Linked DNA regions of Homo sapiens: regions 1 and 3 are each linked to region 2. Evidence: read pairs that join two places in POLR2A ChIA-PET (ENCODE). Cell type or tissue: endothelial cell of umbilical vein. All regions are shown on one strand. Each heading gives the region's core, and the rest is flanking DNA. Links, peaks and the distances in the headings are about the cores only. Region 1 has its middle 12 kb from the start of WWC3. Region 2 overlaps MID1 (midline 1). Region 3 overlaps MID1 (midline 1).

The links. Peaks named below come from ENCODE experiments on the same cell type or tissue, not always from the same donor. Only the 100,000 strongest peaks of a DNase experiment are listed, where the experiment ranks them.
Region 1: POLR2A ChIA-PET joins it to region 2 with 6 read pairs; 2 of 35 experiments call an interaction of 5 or more read pairs at or near these places.
Region 3: POLR2A ChIA-PET joins it to region 2 with 8 read pairs; 3 of 35 experiments call an interaction of 5 or more read pairs at or near these places.

What each region holds. Positions count from the first base shown.
Region 1 is chrX:9,999,758-10,006,756 of GRCh38, forward strand. No RefSeq gene overlaps it. Among named protein-coding and RNA genes, the nearest start is that of WWC3, 12 kb to the right of the region's middle. In endothelial cell of umbilical vein, for the core only: no CTCF peak of the experiment used is centred there; DNase peaks (open chromatin) are centred at 1,994 and 4,234; H3K27ac peaks cover 2,701 bases.
Region 2 is chrX:10,575,784-10,582,782 of GRCh38, forward strand. All of the region lies in intron 1 of MID1 (midline 1), which reads right to left. Among named protein-coding and RNA genes, the nearest start is that of MID1, 41 kb to the right of the region's middle. In endothelial cell of umbilical vein, for the core only: no CTCF peak of the experiment used is centred there; DNase peaks (open chromatin) are centred at 1,278, 3,458, 3,838 and 3,998; H3K4me3 peaks cover 183 bases; H3K27ac peaks cover 3,904 bases.
Region 3 is chrX:10,509,207-10,516,205 of GRCh38, forward strand. The region is part of intron 3 of MID1 (midline 1); the gene reads right to left. Among named protein-coding and RNA genes, the nearest start is that of MID1, 110 kb to the right of the region's middle. RefSeq lists an enhancer at 1-401. In endothelial cell of umbilical vein, for the core only: no CTCF peak of the experiment used is centred there; a DNase peak (open chromatin) is centred at 3,255.

The DNA of each region.
Region 1 (6,999 bases), core at 1,278-6,277, 580 kb before region 2:
CACTTTTTCAATTATGCCAGCTTTACAGTGTCTTTCAGTATCAAACAGACCAAGTCCTGCCTTTTCCACTTAGTCTTCTTTTTTGCAATGTTTTCTGACTCTTTCACTGTGTTTTCCATTTTTAAGATAGCTTATCTATTGGTAAAAATATATTGTTATACTATTTGGGATTTTATAAAATTAGTAGATTAATTTGGTGATTTCCTATTCAAGCTCTTCCCTCTGGTCAAGACTTCCTTTGAGTCTTCTAGTAGTGCCTTAAGTTGTTGTTGTTGTTTTTAAATATAGATTTTGCCTATTTATTAAGTTCTTTTTTTTTTTTTTTTTTTTTTTTGAGACAGAGTCTTGCTTTGTCACCCAGGCTGGAGTACAGTGGTGCAATCTCGGCTCACTGCAACCTCAACCTCCCGGGTTCAAGTGATTCTCCTGCCTCAGCCTCCTGAGTAGCTGGGATTACAGGCGCCTGTCATCATGCCCGGCTAATTTTTGTACTTTTAGTAGAGATGGGGTTTTGCCATGTTGTCCTAGCTAGTCTTGAACTCCTGACCTCAAGTGATCTGCCTGCCTCAGCCTCCCAAAGTCCTGGGATTACACTTGACTGGAGCCACTGCACCCGGCCTGTTTCTTAAGTTCTTAAACATTAGTTTATCTGGTTATAGAGTTTTAAATTATCAGGTGTTTTCTTTCAGCTGGTGGAAGATATTATTCGTTGCATTCCTGCTTCTTTTGTTACTGGTGCGATTCTTATTATCAAATGACTTCATTTTCCTTTGTAGGTGATTCTTTTCCCTCTCTTCTTGTTAAATTTTTCTCTTAACTTTTGTGTTTTGAAGTTTTAATATGACACGTACAGGTGTGGATTTGTTTTTGTTTATCTACTCTGAGAATTCATGTCTCATCAACTCCAAAAGAATTTAAAATAACTGGTTACTACAACCAAGTTTTAGTATTTAAGTTTTATTATCTTAATTTCTCAGGCTACTAATTCTCAAGTAGATTACGTTTGTTTCTGCCAGATACTCCAGGGACTGGACTGGGGCCCGTTTTTCCACTAATTTCTCGTCTGGAATTTCCATGCCACAAGGATGGTGTGCATTCACACTCCACAACTCCATGCATGGACTTGAGATTCTGTTTTCTTCTAAGATTGTTTTCCATTCCCTCCCTTGGAGTATCTACAAGAAACAAGCTTCCTTGGCCAGGCACGGTGGCTCACACCTGTAATCCCAGCACTTTGGGAGGCTGAGGAGGGCGGATCACCAGAGGTCAGGAGTTCGAGACCAGCCTGGCCAATGTGGTGAAACGTCGTCTCTACTAAAAATACAAAAATTAGCCGGGCGTGGTGACGGGTGCCTGTAATCCCAGATACTCGGGAGGCTGAGGCAGGAGAATTGCTTGAACTGGGGAGGCGGAGGTTGCAGTGAGCCAAGATGGCGCCAGTGCACTCCAGCCTGGGTGACACAGCAAGACTCCATCTCCAAAAAAAAGCTTCCTTGCTACTTCCCTGGGAGGATGAGAAGTTTGCCTACTCCTCCCTTTCATGAAGGAGGTGGTCAGTCCATGTCCCAGCTTTATGCAGGAGTCTCAGTTCCGCCTAGCTTCCTGTCTTATGGGGTCAACATCATGTCTTTTACTTTCGTGCTGGAATGAAAACCTCAGCCCTTAACAGTGAGTGTCTAAGTAGGGATACAACCCCCTTCTGACTGAGGAAAGGGATTTTTCTTCCTAGCTTGTCTGCGTATTTGATATTGGTATTCTATTTTATACAGCATGCCTATGTGTTTGGAGAAATATGGAGGGTAGGGGATGTATTACCCAATCTGCCCAGTTGCCAGAACTGCAAGTTGGAGTCTGTTTCCAATTTTTCAATACTATAAATAATGCTATGATGAATATCCTTGCCCATTAATGTTTATGCACATCTCTGGTTATTTTCCTTGGATAAATGCCTAGGAATGGTCAAAGAGTACGAACATTTGTAAGGTGTTTGATATATATGTGAGGCCCCATTGCCAGCCCTCAAAAACGCACCACTTCACATTCCCTGGAATTCCTGCTTTCCGGTGCCCTTGCCAACATTTGGAACCTTTAAAAAAAAAATCACCATTTAGTTAGATTTAAAAAATACTGTGAAAAAAAGCATAGTGTGAAAACAATATTTTTATGTTTATAACTAGTTAGAAAAAAATCAAGAGTTGGGCACAGTGGCATGCGCCTGTAGTCCCAGCTACTCAGGAGGCTGAGGTGGGAGAATCACTTGAGTCCAGGAGTTTATGGCCAGCCTGGGCAACCATAAATAGTGAGATGCTGTCTCAAAAAAGACAGAGAGAGGCGGGACACGGTGGCTCACGCCTGTAATCCCAGCACTTTGGGAGGCCGAGGCGGGCAGATCACGAGGTCAGGAGATCAAGACCATTCTGGCTAACACGGTGAAACCCCGTCTCTACTAAAAAATACAAAAAAAAAAAAAAAAAAAAAAAAAAAAAAGCCGGGCGTGGTGGCGGGCGCCTGTAGTCCCAGCTACTCGGGAGGCTGAGGTAGGAGAATGGTGTGAACCTGGGAGGTGGAGCTTGCAGTGAGCCAAGATTGCGCCACTGCACTCCAGCCTGGGCGACAGAGCGAGACTCCACCTCAAAACAAAACAAAACAAACAAACAAAGGTGAAAAGAAAAGAGAGAGGGAGGAAGGAAGGAAGGAAGGCAGGCAGGTGGGCAGGTGGGCACGGTGGCTCATGCCTATAATCCCAGCACTTTGGGAGGCTGAGGCAGGAGGGTCATGAGGTCAGGAGTTCAAGACCAGCCTTGCCAAGATGTGAAACCCCGTCTCTACTAAAAAAAATCCAAAAAATTAACCAGGTGTGGTGGTGGGTGCCTGTAATCCCAGCTACTCAGGAGGCTGAGGCAGAGAATTGCTTGAACCCGGGAGGTGGAGGTTGTAGTGAGCCAAGATCATGCCACTGCACTTCAGCCTGGGCGACAGAGCGAGACTCCGTTTCAAAAACATACACACACACACACATGCGCACACACATAAAATAAGGCTGAGTATAGTGGCTTACACCTGTAATCCAAAAACTGTGGGAGGCCGAAGTGGGAGGACTGCTTGAGCCCAGGAGTTCAAAACCAGCTTGGATGACAAAGTGAGATCCTGTCTCTACAAAAAATTAGCCAGGCATGATGGCACGTGCCTGTGATCCCAGCTACATGGGAGGCTGAGGTGAGATGACAGCTTCATCCCAGGAGGTTGAGGCTGCAGTGAGCCATGTTTGTGCCACTGCACTCCAGCCTAGGTGACAGAACAAGACCCCATCTCAAAAATAGAATAAAATAAAAATAAATAAATGCTACTGTGCACTCTGTTGAGCATAAAACTCAAGCAACACATCACTGAAACAGTGATTACTGTTACCTGAACTTTTGTCTAGATTGATGCTTCTTTTTATTAGCCCCACCCATTTCTCCCCTTCTTCATCAATGCTTCTTCAACTTAATGTGCATGGGAATCACCTGAGGAGCTTGTTAAAGAGCAGGTTCTGATTCTGAGGAGCTTGTTAAAGAGCAGATTCTGATTTTGTAGGTCCAGGGTGTGGCCTGAGAATACTCCCCGCATTTTTTTTTTTTTTTTTTTTTTGAGACTGAGTCTCGCTTTGCCGCCAGGCTGGAGTGCAGTGACACGATCTTGGCTCACTGCAACCTCTGCATCCCAGGTTCAAGCGATTCTCCTGCCTCAGCCTCCTAAGTAGCTGGGACTACAGGTGCGTGCCACCATGCCCAGCTAATTTTTGTATTTTTAGTAGAGACAGGGTTTCACCATGTTGGCCAGGATGGTCTCGATCTCTTGACCTCGTGATCCGCCTGCCTCGGCCTCCCAAAGTGCTGGGATTACAGATGTGAGCCACTGCGCCCGGCCGAGAATCCCCATTTTTAATGAGGATGCTGATGGTGCTGCTCTGTGGACCACAGAGAATGGTTGACTCATTTTGTTGTTGGCCACAATCAGACCACAGTGGAATTCACCCGGTCAGAGCTCGGTAACTTCCAAAGCACATATGGCTGCAAACAGCATTATTAGGACCTTCTATCAACACTTCTAGCTAAAGTGACAGAGTTAAACTGATCCTTTATAAGGAGCATAAATCAGTTGGTTAGTGATGAAATAGCTTATTGAGATGACAACCAAATCACACACAAATACACAGACACACACACACAAATCTATAAATGGGAGAGAATGTAAAACAAGGGCAGAAAGTTAGATTGAGATTGTGCAAAAACGAAAACACAAGCCCCTTAGCAGGAAGGCAACTTGCATCATATCAGATCTTATCAGCTTCAAGCAGACTCTGGAGAGGTGAGTAAGCTTTCTGAGTTAGGGTGGAATTTATCTGGTAAATAATATGGTATTTCAATATGGTTTGCCATTATTGACATAGGATTGCAAAGATAAGTTTGTAATTTTTTTACACGAGCACATTCATCTGGACATTGTATGACCTTTCGGAAGTGTTGATCATAGCCTTCAAGAGTGTTGTGTGTGCACAAAAAGGGATTTATTCAGGTTTACAAATTTCACAGTCAATTTATTTGAGTTACGAGTTCTAATGCCTAGTTTTCCTTTAACCTTCTAAGTTCAGTCTAGAAATCTTATTATTCTCTTTTCTTTTTAAATTCTATTTTAAGTCCAGCAAATAATAGCAACCACTTTTAAGAGGCCTTTGGAAAATACTTGACCCTATTTACAAATTTAAACACCTTCATGCATTTTAAAATATATTTAAAACTTGTAACAGACTACACTCAATTCCCTTCTTAATTGCTTCAGTTGTCTCAATAAACAAATACATTCCCAAGTTTACAAATAACTCTTTTAAATTTAATGAATTAAATTGACATGGTGAAACTTAAGTTCTCTTAGAATGTTCCAACACTGTATATAATTTAGTTTTCATGAGCCTCCAGTCAGTGACAAGAAAAAAAATAGTTTTCAACTAAGATCACAAGATTACTCAATTATACATTTTACAGTGATTTCCAAAGCTTAGAAATTCTTTTAAACTTTATGAATACATGGAACATCAAATACGCACAGATTCTTTCTGCATTCCGAATATGAATCCTACAGTTTTGATTCTCTTAAGAGTTGCTGTACTTTCCCTAAATCCTCCTGGAGCTGAAAGATTCACCCTCTTACAGCTGACCGTTACCATCCTAGTGACTGAGCCGGTATACACACCCAAGATTTGGGCTGCACCCTGACTAAATTCTTGTCAATGACCCTAATGGGGTACTTGAACCCTACTCATAATTGCTATGTCCCTGATGACATAATTTACGGGAGTTGCTCTCGAGGCTCCTAACCCTTAGTTTTAAGTCACACACGTTATTGATTCTTCTACATACACCTGGACATTTGTAGGCTGACAGCATAGATCACTTGAGATTTTGTATTTATCTGGTTCTTAAGATGTGTATTTTTCCCTCCAGCTCTAAAGACCTTTGCGCTTAAAGGAATCCTAAGATAGATAGATAAATGTCCTTTCTATTTGCTAATGAAGGCCTTTGGAATCTGTGGAATCTTTCTAGAGGCTTTAATCAGATTTGGGTTTTGGGGAAGGATTTTCTTGTAGGTGGTGGTGTTTTCTTCCCTAAAGGCACAGCATGTCTGGTGTCTCTCTTTTTGTGATGACAGCAGGAAGATATCTTTTTATGAATACTCCAAATAATATTCAATTTTGGATACCTCAAAAAATGGCCTTGTCTGAGCCGTGGTCACCGATTTTGAGGTCATTTATTGACAAGAAGGTGTGATGTTAGCGATTAACAAGATAATCCTTTATTCATTTAAGAAATATATCTGGATTACCTGCTCTTTGCAGATAGACAGTGGAGAATGAAACATGGCTCTTTTCCTCCTGTTGCTTCTTGCCCAGGATTTCTCAGCCTTGGTGCTATTGACGTTTTAGGCTGGTAAGTCTTTGTTGTCCAGTGCCTTGAATGAGGTTTAGCAGCCTATAATCAGTGTCCTCTACCCACTAGATGCCAGCAGCACCGCCTCTTCCCTCTCCATAGTCTTGACAATCAAAAATATCTCAGATATTGCCAAATGTCTCTGGGGGGCAAAATCACCTCGTTGAGAACCACTGTTCTAGTCGAGTAGGGGAGAAGAGATATTAACAAGTAAGCACAAATACAAATTCAGTAGGGGTTATTGGCTCATGCCTGTAATCCCAGCACTTTTGGAGGCCGAGGAGGGCAGATCACCTGAGGTCAGGAGTTTGAGACCAGCCTGGCCAACATGGTGAAACCCCGTCTCTACTAAAACTACAAAAATTAGCTGGGCGTGGTGGCGGGTGCCTATAATCCCAGCTACTTGGGAGGCTGAGGTGGGAGAATCGCTTGAACCCAGGAGGCGGAGTTTGCAGTGAGCCGAGATTGCGCCATTGCATTCCAGCCCGGGTAACAGAGCAAAAACTCTGTCAAAAAAAAAAAAAAAGAGAGACATGACGTGCTACTGTGAGAAATCCTGGTGTCTTAGTCTGTTCTGTCTATAATAAAGTACCATAGAGTGGGTCTAGCCATCTTTCTTTTTTGTGATGTTAGCAGCCAGTAATGCTCAAAGCTGAGATCTAGTCAACCCTTGTAAGTTCTATTTGTTCATTCTAACTCTAATTTCATCACTCCTTTAGGATTATCTGGAATGCTTCTATAAAGAGCCACTTTGCTCATCTGCAAGTTGGATAGCCAGGGATCCAAGGTAAATCTGAACTTTGGGCAACTCATGGCCAATGTGGGCATTTGTGGTTTGCCTCTGGTCTACACTGGATATGGCTGCTACAGTTTACGGCATGTACTTGAGAGGTCCAGCATGTCATGCCTGGGGCTCCTGGGTTTGGTGGGATCTCTGGGGGCTTTCATGGCAGGCTTCTGTTTCCTGTGATTTCCCAGCACTGATTGGGACCCTGTGAACAGAGTTCTATAGACTCTGTTCCCTACTGAAGCA
Region 2 (6,999 bases), core at 1,019-6,018:
AACGCAAAGTGGTTCTTAAAAACAACAGTATAAATAATACATCAAGTAAGAACAGGTGAAAAAAGGTGATCCAGTAACATTTTATAGGTAAAGAATGTTACTCTGAATTATCACTGCATTTAGCCTCCAAATGTCAGCACACTCAAATTCATTTGCTCAACCAGTAACAGACAACTAAGAATTTCTGCCAAGAAAATTGTAGGGGACCAGAGGGACTGTTTGAAAAAAAAAAGTGACAAGCAGATGAGCACTGAGATGCTAGCCTCAAGTTTTAAAATAATTAATACAATAGATATTTTGAATAACTTGACATTTCTTCTTTAAGAAGTGCTGAAATTATTATTATTATTATTATTTTTTTACCTCATATCTGAAGTGAGAACCAGGGAAGACTTTTAATTTCGCCAAACACCCACCTGGTGGAATTCATGCAAATCAAATTAAACTGTTAACCAAATCTTTTCTGTACTTTCACATCTGCCTATAACATGCTCATTCTTAGTAACTGGATCTCTAGGACATTCTTTAAAATAATCACATACTCGCCTGACCATGCAACCTGATTAATAATGAATGAACATTCCTGAGAAGAATCACTTCGAAGCATGGCAGATGTCTGTGGGGATATGAAGGCTTTAATGATCAAAATTAAGGGGAAATGGAAGCTGGGTCACACTGTCTGGTTATTTTAATTGAAACCTAGTCTTCCAAATTTACTTAACAGAATACTTAAACACTCCTTCTCGAGGTTCATTTATACAAGCAGACAAGCACAAAGACAAATGGCAATGCAAAAGAACAACCCAGATTCCTGGAGGAACAACCACCCTATCCTGTTCTGTCCTAATAGTGCAGAAAACCCCTCAGCAGTTTCAGAAATCCAATTTGTTCAATTGAAAGACTGATAAACAGGTTAAAAACAGGAACTAGTACATTGGTCCTTAATAGTTCTTTGAGCACCTCTCTAGATTCTGACAAAGAGATCACCTTGAATACCCACCAATGGACTGCACACTAGTTCTTTTTGAAGAAACATCGCCGTAGGCAGAGGATGGGGACCCACGAAATGATAGACAGGCCACCGAGACCAGACGGTGGGTGGCAGGCAGTGCTGGAGCGGTCCTGTGTGTCTGTGAGTGCGTCAACAGTGAAACACAACAGGAAAATCGGTCCAACAATTCCAGGAAGGCCAGCTCCACCTCATCCACTCCGCCAGGGTTGCCCGAGTTGAAGAATCAACTGCCTTTTCCACGGCCCCCGCCACAACTTCCCTATCCTCTGGCCTACTCAATGTTCAACTGAACCCAAATGGAAAGGTAGCTCAGGTCAGCTCAACACCCACTGCCTGGTCCAAAAAAATGAGGACTTGGCAACGGGATCTGTACTCTCATTCCTTACAGGGACCAGCAGCAGCTTGGCCGAATGAGACACTGTCCTGTGGCAGAAGGCTGAATGCTAGCTTTCAATGCCACCAATAGGAGCCGTCCTGCCCAGCTCCTGGGGCTGGGAACAGGCACTAGACTCATTTGCCTTTGGGGCCTTTCAGTGTCGTACTGAGCACATGATCACATTATGCTCTGCATGCTGGCTTGTTCATTTAAAAAAATAATATACACATTATTTTGTGCCTTTATCTTCTGAATTAATGTATAATGTCTGGAAGAAGTTTTCTTCAAAGTTATATCAGGAAGAACAATCTCCAGTACAGACACAAAGAACAGTCATTTATTTCTTCCAAAAATAGTGACCTAAATAGCAATCTATCATCCTGATAAACAATTTAAAATATATGTATATACACACAGGTTTCACATACACACGTATGCATACATTATGTACACACATATATAAAAACATCGTGTGTGTATATATATATATATATTTAATATTACATACACGGTATATATATAATAGCAAATCTGTGATGGGTGTCCAAAATTTCAGTCTCCAGAATGGCAAAGAAAGGGTGAACTGAGAATGGAAAGAAGTAATCTTTTAAAATTTGATTGACTAAAGGAGGAAGGGGAAGTAGTCTTCCTAAAAGAAAAAAAAAAAAAAAAAGTCCTGCGCTGCAGTTCTTTGAAGGATATTGCTTATCACCATGCAAGACAAGAAACTGCAAGTAAAGTAAATCATCAGGAAAGTGTTTAAAAAAAGAATCTTGCACAATTCAATTCATAATCCAGACATTTGGACTCCACCAAAGGTGTTTAAGGAACATTCATGATAAAGGGGAAGCAGAGGCAAGAACTGCTTCCTCGGGCTGCCCAGTCTGCACGTCTCAACATCTACTTTATTGCCATTGCAACACTTCACAGTAAATCAAAGCATGCTTCACATGTTAGGACATAAAAATGCAAACATAGATTTTTTGGCTTATGTCTCTCCAAATTATAACTTCATTTGTCTTTTAACAATGAATAAAAGGATTACTCAATTTCACATATAGATGACTTCCTTAAGAAGTTCTCATTGTCCTCGGAAGAGACACACATAGATCATCAAGTAGAATTCTAAAGAACTTTTCATCAAGACATGGCTTTTGTTAAAACAACATTTAAATTGTCAAAATTCTACAGGCCTAACTTTTCCCTATTTTGGCACTGTAGTGGAAAATTAGCCTGAACATCTGAAGTTGAAACATCAGGAAAGAAATATTTACTCCACCCCTCAAGAGAAAATGATAAACAACAAAAAAAATTACAATCTTCTAAAGGGCATAATCTGACAACTTGCAGATGAAATTTCCCACTATCTGAATGTCTCAGACATTTCATGTCTTTTACAGTTTAAGAAATAAAGCATTTAGTTTTAAAGGCACACAGAACCTATTTTACATTATATTGAAAATGACCGATGTTTTCCAGGTCTATGCTGTACTGGGTATCATGCAAGAATTTGGTTCTGAAGGCAATGATAGCAGACTGGACAGAGAGGAAGAGGGTGAGAGATGGCCACACCTAGTCTCCTGGCAGAAGTCTAAATCAACCCTCCTGGTGAACAGACCAACAGCGTGATGGTAGCAGAAATGGAAGTCACTAATTTCTGTGAAACCAGTCACAGATGAAAAGCTTTTAACACTGCTGTCCCTGAATGCTTTCTCAAATGTATTTATAGTTTGATAGGTATTTCTATATATATTCATATAACTATGTCTGTATAAAGTCCTATATATGTCCATAATGGAATTAGTTTTTGTAGTTATATACAATGTGCATGTATACATAAGTACACATATACATATACAAAAGCACCTTTTCAGAATTATTTGAGACTGGCTAGAATTCACTCTTCACAAACCCCTCAGTCATAGCATCCCTTCTGCATTACAGAAACATTCCTTCCTTAGTGCAGAAACAGAAACCTGTAGATAATGTTTATTTAAAAACAACTGCCTGCTCATATCTGCAAAAGGTCACCTGGAAATGAGCAAAATGACGCAAGTGATCTATTCTCTGAAAGACCAGTCAAGTGGGATTTTTGCAGCAAGTATAATAGATTGTGCCCTGGAGAAAAGCTTGCCGCTTGGGGAAACTTTTTCTCACTTTATTTATATAATACTCTCCTAGAAGGCAGAGAAAGTACACACCCTCCCCTTCCCAATTATTACCAACCAGGAGCAAAATAGTTATTGATGATGGCCAATGCAACATTTCACAACTGTTCTCTGAACACTGGAAAGCTTAAGTTCAAAGACAAGAACAAATACTAGTCTCGTGACTCATGGAGGTAATGACGATGTTATAGAGTAACTGATTCCCATTGTGTGAGCAGATTGGAAATTCTCTCAAATATGATGCCTCCTTTTCTCAAAGAAAATCGCTTTTTCCCTCAACTTCAAAGTCAGCCACACACAAAAACCTTTTGCTCACAATACCCTGAAGCTACCTCCTGATCTTAAAAAGTAAGGAAAACGAACCCTTATTCACAACTCCTGGTTAACTATTACGAATAACATGCTTTAAACATTTCCCCTGATCACTGAAGCTCTGCAGTCAGGGGAAGAAGTCTTTTTTTTTTTTTTTTAAAGGCAACAGAAAGAGGAGTGACTCTTTTGTTCTGAATGTTATTGTAAAGCACCACATGAAAGAAGAGGAATGATGGGAACATGGCAATGAAAAGGACAACAGCGCTGACAAATGAAAACAGGATATTAAGAACAGCGTCGGGACTGTGTGTCTGTACAGAACAAAGCCGGGAGCCTTCTCGGAGAAATTCAAGCAAAAATACTCTTAACAGATTTACATGCTAATGGATGAACTGTAGTTTCTCCAGGTGGCACAGATCTTTAAGTCTGGGACAATAAAATTAGGTTATCATTAAAACACATACACACACACACACACACACACACTGTAAAGTGTCATAAAATTAAAACTGCCTTCAAATCACATTCAATCACATGCCCCCCCCCGCCCCGCCCTTTCAACCAGTGATCTGCTTCTGGAAATTTCTAGATCTATGTTTTTCTCTTTGTAAAATAAGATACTGGTTCTGTCAAATAACTGAGCTAACTTAGTATATAGTCCCAAGGAAAGTGAATTTTTTACAAAAAGAAAAACAATTTTCTCTCCATTCACAGCACACTCTAACTTACACTTTAAATATAACTTTTCAATAGAGCTTTCAAGAACTCCCAGGGAAACTAGGCAATGGGTACTGTGCTGAGAAACAATGACAGCAACTAAGTGGCTAACATTAATATAGTATACCGCTTTTGCCAAGTCATGGTGGTAATATCTTATACTTTTCTTCTGATGCAAATTCTGCAAAAGCTGCTAGTATGATGGTACATTTAATAAAACATCATCATAGCTTATTGGACTTATCACATAAGAATTATTATTGTAGTCTCTAAAGAAGTTCAAAAAAGTAAAAAAATATGTCTGATTTTGCGCTCCATTAAAAATTTCAGTCTTTTTTTTTCTCTTTTCTATGTTTTGCCACTATTCTCCTTTTCCCCACTTCCTGATCAGTCCTTTCTATTGTCAGATGAGTGATGAGCTGATGTGCTTTCTTCTTTACCAAAGCATTTCATCCAGCTTTCCCTCTGGCATGCTTTCAGAAAACTTTGGGCTAAGCCCTGAGCTCAGTGTGCCCAAGTGTTCTTGGTCTAGTTTTGGGCTGACACTGTCAATGTGGTGTCCTGTAAAAAAAAAAAAAAAAAAAAAAAAACATGTAGAGGTCAGGCGCAGTGGCTCACGCCTGTAATCCCAGCACTGTGGGAGGCCGAGGCAGGCGGATCACCTGAGGTCAGGAGTTCGAGACCAGCCTGGCCAATGTAGTGAAACCTCATCTCTACTAAAAATAGAAAAATTAGCTGGTCATGGTGGCGGGTGCCTGTAATCCCAGCTACTCGGGAGGCTGAGGCAAGAGAATCACTTGAACCTGGGAGGCGGAGGTTGCAGTGAACCGAGATTGCGCCACTGCACTCCAGCCTGGGTGATAGAGTAAAAAAACTCAGTCATATAAAACAAAACAAAAACAAAAAACAAACAAACAAACAAACAAAAAACATGTAGTACCTTGAAGCCAGATAACCTGAGTTCAAATCCTGGCTCTGCCATTTCCTTGCAAAGGCAGATCGGAGCCAGATACTGTACATATCTTATACTCACAGATGCTCTTCCTATCTTCTATGCAGTTTCCTTATCTGAGAGCAATCTTAAGGGTCCTTTGAGGATTAGTGAGGTGAACTTTTTAAAATGCCTGACAAAATTCTCACTCTTATGGAAGGACAGGGTGGTAGGGGATGGGGGATTGGGGTCCTTCTTCCCTTCTTGTCCTGAATCGCCTCTTCCCACTCTTCTTTGAATAAATTCATTATCTGTGTTTTTTACTGGAAACCTCTTCATACCATTTTTGCAAGCAAGAAGGATATAAATCCATTTATTCAATAACATTTATGGAGCATCTTATGTGAACAAACAGTATGTGAATGTGAAATGAACTAGCATTTTTATTCTTAACACTAATGACTTATCTTCACATTGGCAATTTCATCTGTTTCCTACACTATGACATACCTCTGTTCATTACCACTGATCTCCCACCATGAACTTGGGGCTTCACTTCCGCTTCCCAGTGAAGGTCACCCTGTCCCATATGCACTCTTTGTCAGAATTTTTTTATTTTGCAGGAAATAAGGGACCCTGGCATGGATGGAGCATGTGAAACTATCAAGAACAGTGAAATGTTTCAGATTTTTGCTATTTGCCAGTTTCGTTTCATGAATGCTGGCAGAAGACACCTGAATCAAAGATAAAGGCTGTTTTTACTCAAATGGTATGTGTTTCATGTTCTGTTGGTTCCCCTTGTTCTCGAAGTCCTACGGAGCATCCTAGGTCCATGTTTGCACACTCAGGAGATTTGCATCATACCTAAGCAACTCCAAGCTTAGGAAATCTGAATCTTTTATAATGGACTGCAAGTTAGCCTGCCCAACTTTTGCCCTGGAGGAAGACATTGTCTTTAATATAATGAACAACAAACAAACCTGCCTTCTCCCCTGGCGCGAGATACTACCTCTATCTCCCAAGACTGTTTGCTATACAAACATCCTGGGGAATAGTCTGGAATAAAATCATTCAGTGCTCCAGCTCACAAGAGGTACAAAAAGGTGATAGATCCATGGAAAATTATTTCCTAATAGACACAATTCTTATCTCCTCCTGGGGATATGGCCAATAGTTGTTACTAGAAATCAGATCATCACTGGACTTTCTAGCAGTTACCACAGAGGCAGAATTTCATTTGGCACTGAATGACCCTTGAGTCATAGAAGACTAGAGGTAAAAGGAGCCTGCAAGAAAGTGATAAGAACTTCCTTACCAACGGCTCCAAGCTCCTTATCCAACCACCCTCTGACATCAGCTGTTGTACAAGGAAAATTGGCAGAAAGCAGGTAAGCCTCACCCATAGATTTTGCTCAAATAAACAGAGCCCTTAATGTCCTTCATAGTCCCAAAACAGCTTGGGTCTGGTCTGCAACTTCAGCTC
Region 3 (6,999 bases), core at 1,050-6,049, 67 kb before region 2:
GATGTCTTTTGGTTGCTAATTTTGAAGTTGTGGTGAGTTTGTGAGTGTGTGTGTGTGTTTGGGAATCATGAGAGACTGATATTGAAAATGTTTTCCTGTTAAGTCATTTTCAGACCTAGGTTGATTAGCCATCTTACATGTGTGGAATTATTATTTATAAGTGTTTTCCCAAGCCTGATTCAAAGTGACTATCTAACTATTTTTTTCTTTTGCAAACCAGAAAAGATAGAGAAGGTATCCTAGAGAATAAAAGGAAAGGTACAGGTTTATAATAAGGGGGAAGGAAAGACCCACCTCGATCGATCTCTATTCAGGGCTCAGCAACACTCCTGATGGACAGCTCTCTCATTTTTGACTTCCCTTTGTCAACTCCATCCTCTTAGCCCTACCTGGGTGGCAGAGCCCTCAGGCTGGGAGGGAGCTCCTTGTGTGCACTAGCATTACTGATCCTCCAGGGATTTGTGGCTACTGAGGTTTGCTGTCATAAAAACACAGTGCTGTGTACAGTCTTCTCAAGAAGGGTCCTTTCTGCCCTTCAAGGTGTGAGCTTATCGGACATGCTGATCTATGCAAATGAGCTAGTGCTACAAGGAGGACAGAAGGATGATGTAGTTGGCCTCTAGAGGTGTTCCATTCACTCATCAATAGTCAAGTGCTGCATGCTAAACGCAGCATACTAGGAAGACTGTCCTATTTACCCAGGAGTCCAACCAACTAGGAGAAGGAATAGACACAGACTTACAGACCATCAAGATTTTTGTTCAAGAACTGCATCTATGTCAACAATTCACTATGTAGTTTCCCTTAAGCTTTTAAGTTCAAATTATGATCTCATTATTCTATTCATACATCTAATAAATTTTATGAAACCAAGAATAATCACTCTCGGGAGTCCTTGAATCAATGTTTGATTAACTCAAGTTGAATAGACTCAACTCCATTAAACAATCAATTCTGTCTATACATTAGCTGATTAAGTTCCTACACACATATTTTTAAATTGCGGTAAAATTTACATGCAAGGAAATGCATAGATCTTAAGGGACAGTTTAATGGATTTTGATAACCGACAGCTCAATCAAGACATAAAACATTTCTATCACCCTAGAAAGTACCCTCGAGCCGCTCTTCAGGTCAATCCTCACCCCTATGAGGAATCACTGTTCAGATTACTCCTGTAACACTTTAAACTGCATTTATCAATTTAACACATTTGATTTACTTTATAAGCACTTCAAATGCTAACAGGATAAAATTAAAATCCTAACACGTTATACCTTCCCAAGTCCTTAAGTAGCTCTTATAAATCTAATAAACTAAACTTAAAAAATATGCTGAAACCCAGGCCGGGCGTGGTGGCTCACGCCTGTAATCCCAGCACTTTGGGAGGCCAAGGTGGGCAGATCACGAGGTCAGGAGATCGAGACCATCCTGGCCAACTTGGCGAAATCCCGGTCTCTACTAAAAATACAAAAACTAGCTGGGCATGGTGGTGCACACTTGTAATCCCAGCTACTTGGGAGGCTGAGACAGGAGAATTGCTTGAACCCAGGAGGCAGAGGTTGCAGTGAGCCGAGATCACGCCACCGCACTCCAGCCTGGCAACAGAGCAAGACTCTGTCTCAAAAAAAAAAAAAAAAAAAAAAAAGAAAATGCTGAAACCTAAGGTTTTTTGAACATTGCAATATTGCTTTGAAACCTAAACTATCTTACAGATCCAACTTAAAATAACAGTTCTAAAAGAAATTACATGTTAGGCTGGGCGTGGTCGCTCATGCCTGTAATCCCAGCACTTTGGGAGGCCAAGGCGGGCAGATCACTTGAGGTCAGGAGTTCGTGACCAGGCTGGCCAACATGGTGAAACCCCATCTCTACTAAAGATACAAAAATTAGCTGGGCATGGTGGTGGGTGCCTGTGATCCCAGCCACTCAGGAGGCTGAGACAGGAGAATCACTTGAACCCCAGGAGGTAGAGGTTGCAGTGAGCCGAGATGACACCAGTGCACTCCAGCCTGGGTGACAGAGCAAGACTCCATCTCAAAAAAAAAAAAAAAAATTACGTGTTTCAAATTAGCATTTCAAAGCAAATCTGTCAAATTTCTGTAATATGTCATATTATCTTAAATGCTATGAACTATTAACATACAAACAAATATTTCAGTCCCAAGTTGTAATATATATATATTTTTAAGTTCAGGGTCTCTGTCTCTGTCACTCAGGCTGGAGTCCAGTGGTACAATCATAGATCACTGTAATCTCCAACTTCTTCTGGGTTCTAGTGATCCTCCTGCTTCAGACTCCTGAGTAGCTAGGACTACAGGCAAGAACCTCCACTCACAGTTGGTTAATTAATTAATTATTTAGTAGAGACAGGGTCTTGCTATGTTGCCCAGGTTGGTTCTAAACTCTTGGCCTCAAACAATCCTCCCACCTTGGCCTCCCAAAGTGCTGAGATTACAGGTGTGAGTCACTGCACCCAGTCATAACCCAAAATATTGATTTTATGCTACAGGTTGAGTATCCCTTATCCTAAATGCTTAGAACCAGAAGTGTTTTGGATTTTGGAATATTTGCACATACATAATGAGATATCTTGGGGATAGGACCCAAGTCTGACCACTAAATTCACTTACATTCCACATACACCTTATACACATAAGCTTGAAGGTAATTTTATGCAATATTTTCAATAATTTTGTGCATGAAACAAAGTTTGTGTTAAGTACTTGTGTGTGGAATTTTCCTCTTCTCGCGTCATGTCAGTGCTGAAAAAGTTTTGGATTTTAGAGCATTTCGGATTTTGGATTTTCAAATTAGGGTGGCTCAGCCAGTATTATTTAGTTCTTCATCTTTATACATGAATCTCAAACTTCCTGGGAAGGAGGAAAAAAAGGAATTTACTTATTTACTAAAGGAAACAAATTTATCATCTCAAAGAAGTTGAGGTTAGAGGGTCAATGGTTAATAATAAAAGATTTCAGAACGTTCATAAGAACTGAAGACTCACTGATTGTACTGGCACTGCAGATGTACACTTGCTGAGCCTTTGTTATGGTGGGTTTAACAGGGTTTCCAATTACCTATCTGATAAGATGGTTCTTGTAATGAGAATTCCCCTGGGAATCTAACTTTCTAATCACCTGGTTTGGGTTCAGTAACAACTCCAGTTACTTATTACTTGGTTAAATTCAACCTATTTCTTTACTGGCTGATTCTTGTTATATCTGGCTTCAGGCCACGTATCTGTGGTTATTTGAATGATGTTTATGTCAAAAGACTGTTGGGATAATTAAATCAGGAAGTGACAGTAAGAGCTGGTCATGGTCATAACTGCTTGTAGTGCATATCTACATAAGTCCTATCACTTTTTCTTTCTTTACACTACAGTCTATGTGTTGCTGTGAAACTGGAACAGATCTATGCAATAATGCTCCCCTTCCAACACCTGCAAAGATGGACAAGGCACCACCTTCCCAATCCTATGGAAATTGACAGAAGGCTTCCTTGAATGAACTTATGACATCTCAATACCAAGCTTGCCTTGTCAGAGAATTAGACCACTATATAGTTTTCACGACTTTACATATATGAACTTGATGTTATATCTAGGGAAAATACTTTTAAAAGCATAGTAAAAGCTCTATCATAAATTCCTAGGCCAAGAAGTTACCTCACTTGGTTGTAAAAATCTTTGTGTTGCTCCTCACTGAGAGCCTTGTACATTCCATGGTAGCCTCGGGCATTTTAAATAGCTGAATTTAAAATTTCATATTTCTATTTCAAACAAAAATAACCAGTACTACAATTGTCTTCTTGTTAACGGACATTTTATATGCATGACTCAATTATTTTGCTGTGGAATTTCAAAATTAGAACAAAGCTCTTCATTTTTTCCTACAACATTTAATTTAGCAAATTAAAAATAGAAGTCAACCGAATCAGGTAAAAAATGATATGTCTGGCTTCTTTCATAATCTGTAATTATTTTATACACAGAGATAATTTCAACTTGATTGTCATTGGAAGACAATTTTATGTTCATTTATTGAGAAAAATAATTTAAACTAGATATTAGACCCAGAAGTAAAAGGTTGGTTCAGTAACAAAATGGTGGATTGATTGTTAGGATTATTCTTGTTTCTGAATGTCATGAATGGGAGCAATAAGTGAACCAAAGCTTTTACTTGAGAGTTACCTTCTCACCTGCAATCATTCCATTCCCCTCTGACTCTTTCACCTGAAACCATCCAGCTAAGACCATCTCATATAAAAGTTGAGTTAGAAATAACAATGGCCATTTTATTTTATTTTACTTTATTTGAGACAGAGTCTGGCTCTATTGCCCAGTCTGGAGTGCAATGGCGTGATCTCAGCTCACTGCAACCTCTGCCTCCCAGGTTCAAGCAATTCTCCTGCCTCAGCCTCTCGAGCAGCTGGGATTACAGGCGCCTGCCACCATACCCAGCTAATTTTTGTATTTTAAATAGAGATGGGGTTTTACCATGTTGGCCGGGCTGGTCTCGAACTCCTGACCTCAGGTGATCCACCCACTTTGGCCTCCCAAAGTGCTGGGATTACAGGCGTGAGCCACTGTGCCTGGCCAACAATGGCTATTTTAAAAAATGTATCACTACCTGTTCCTATTATTCTTTATATCATGCCAGAAACATCTCTGCTGCTCTAGTCAATCACGCAAGTAAATATTTCCAGGTAAAGAAGGTTGTGTGTGGAATACTGTAATGGAGACAGGATAAGGAATTCTTGTATTGTGTGGAGGGAGGGAGCACAATAAGATATATCAGAAAAAAGCACACTTTCTCTCTAACTTTCTAATGCTCAGCCTTTGGGCCTCCAATTAAGGCCTATTGCTTCACATTTAAGTATTAACCTTGGAAATCTGCACTACCAAATTCAAACATTAGAGGGTTTGTCTTCAGAGGCACGTACAAGTGTTCATACTCCAATCTGAGCCACTAGGTAGGATTCTGTATATGATGCAATAGGTCATACCACCCAAACTAGAAAGATTTGCAGACGATGAAAGGTTTGGATAATGTTTTATATAAAGTTTCAAAACTGAAACTTGGGAATGTCATTCTAAAAGTAATACCAGCTTACTAAGCCTTATATTCATTTATTCATAAGATTAATCTCATTCCAAAATACTCAAAGATTTTTGCTGATATCTTCTCATTACTCCTTATGAATATGCCCAAGAAAGAAACAGGATCCAATGCCTGTTATGAATCAAATTTTTCTAAGTCAAGGGCACTGAATCCAAAGGGAGACATTCAAGTATGTGTTAGATACTTTAATAATTAAATTTAACCTCTACCAAGAAAAACTACATTTGCTTCATGAGTTGTCAATTTTAGTAAACTTGGTAGAGTAAACTGTTTCAACTGTCTTACTATTGCATATGAATAGACATTATTCAAATGCAATAGTAAAAACAAATCTTCTCCAGAGATGATAAATTTCTGTGCAGACCAACAGTTCTTTTCTCCTTTGTCATGGGAATCCTAAGACGTGAACTTGGGAAATCAACCATTATTATAGTGGCTCGTCATAATCCAGTTTCTGAAAGCCACCATATTTGCACTATCACATTATCATAATTCTAGAGCCTATTACATGGAGAGCCAGAGCTGACTGTGGGTTGTATGATGTGGTTTAATGAGGCCCAGAATCTGACTCTAATTATACCTTGAAAGCATTCTCACAGGGGGTCAGATCGGGTGGGAATCTGACCCTCATCTGCAAGTGAAAATGGATTATAACTTTGGACATTCATGTCGGCCCCCAGCAGGATATACTTCATCCAAGATCAGACACACGTTCACAAGACACAAATAGCTCGTTTGGTGTTTGCATGCTGGTCTTCATCCAATGACTCCGGATGAAGCCATTGCCAAGTTTTCTACGGAGAGAGAATGCTTTGGCATTACAAAACTGCACAACAAAATTAAACAAATGGTTCATCTTTCTTTTTAACCCAGTGATTTTTCATTATTTCAAAGTTTACAAATGAATGCTTTTAGGGCTTGGTGAATTACTGGAAAAGTCTTCTACAGACTCCCATCTGTTTTGCCAAGTGATTTTCTACAATTTCTTACAAGGTACATATCACCCAAGTAACACCTCACTCTCATCCTTTTCAATTTACAAAACTCATCATCTGAGCAGAAATCTAATTAAACAGCCTTAATTCCTCCACAAGAACCTTGTCACTTTACATGACAACTAGCACTGGAGAAACTCAGAGAAAGCCGTATGAGAGCAAACTTTCCATTAAAATAAAACAACAACAAAGATAGATTAAAAACTTAGTGAGAAAAATAATGGCAAAAAGAATTTTAAGAAGTGATTACAAACAAGGCAAGATAAACCAAAGGGGCCAATGCTGGAACTTTGAAGTGATGTTGGATTAGAAAATGCCCTTCTAGGATGACCTTGAGCAAGAATGGTAAGGACTGCTGAGCCTTTATCCTCTTGAAACCATTATGGCAATTGGCCACCCTTTCCCAGTTGTTCTTGGCCATCATCTTTAGAGTCACTGGCACCTATCATTTCCAAAACGAACATCTATTAAGTGTCAAGGTGTTGTATTTGCTGTAAAAGAACTTGATTATTGGAATGTGCAGAAAATTTGGTACATATCAGTGATTCCAAGTGTTTGCTTAGCTAATAAACTGTGTCTTCTGATTTTTCAAAGAAAATGGAAAGAGAAATGTGATGAAGAGATACAGTCCTTATCTGACCTAGAAAAGTTAAGTTCTACAGGTGACCCAAATTTTGATCATTTCTCATAAGCTTGTCTTTCACTACATATATAATTAACTCCAAACTTGTCTAGTGTAACTACAAACTCATCCATTCTACCTTATTTCTCTCCTGAAGAAAACAAAATAGAGTGGTTGAAAACCCATTAGTTTTTACAATCCTAGACAAACATTTCTTAGGAGTCTACCTGAAGTTGCTCTTTTTTTTTTTTTTTTT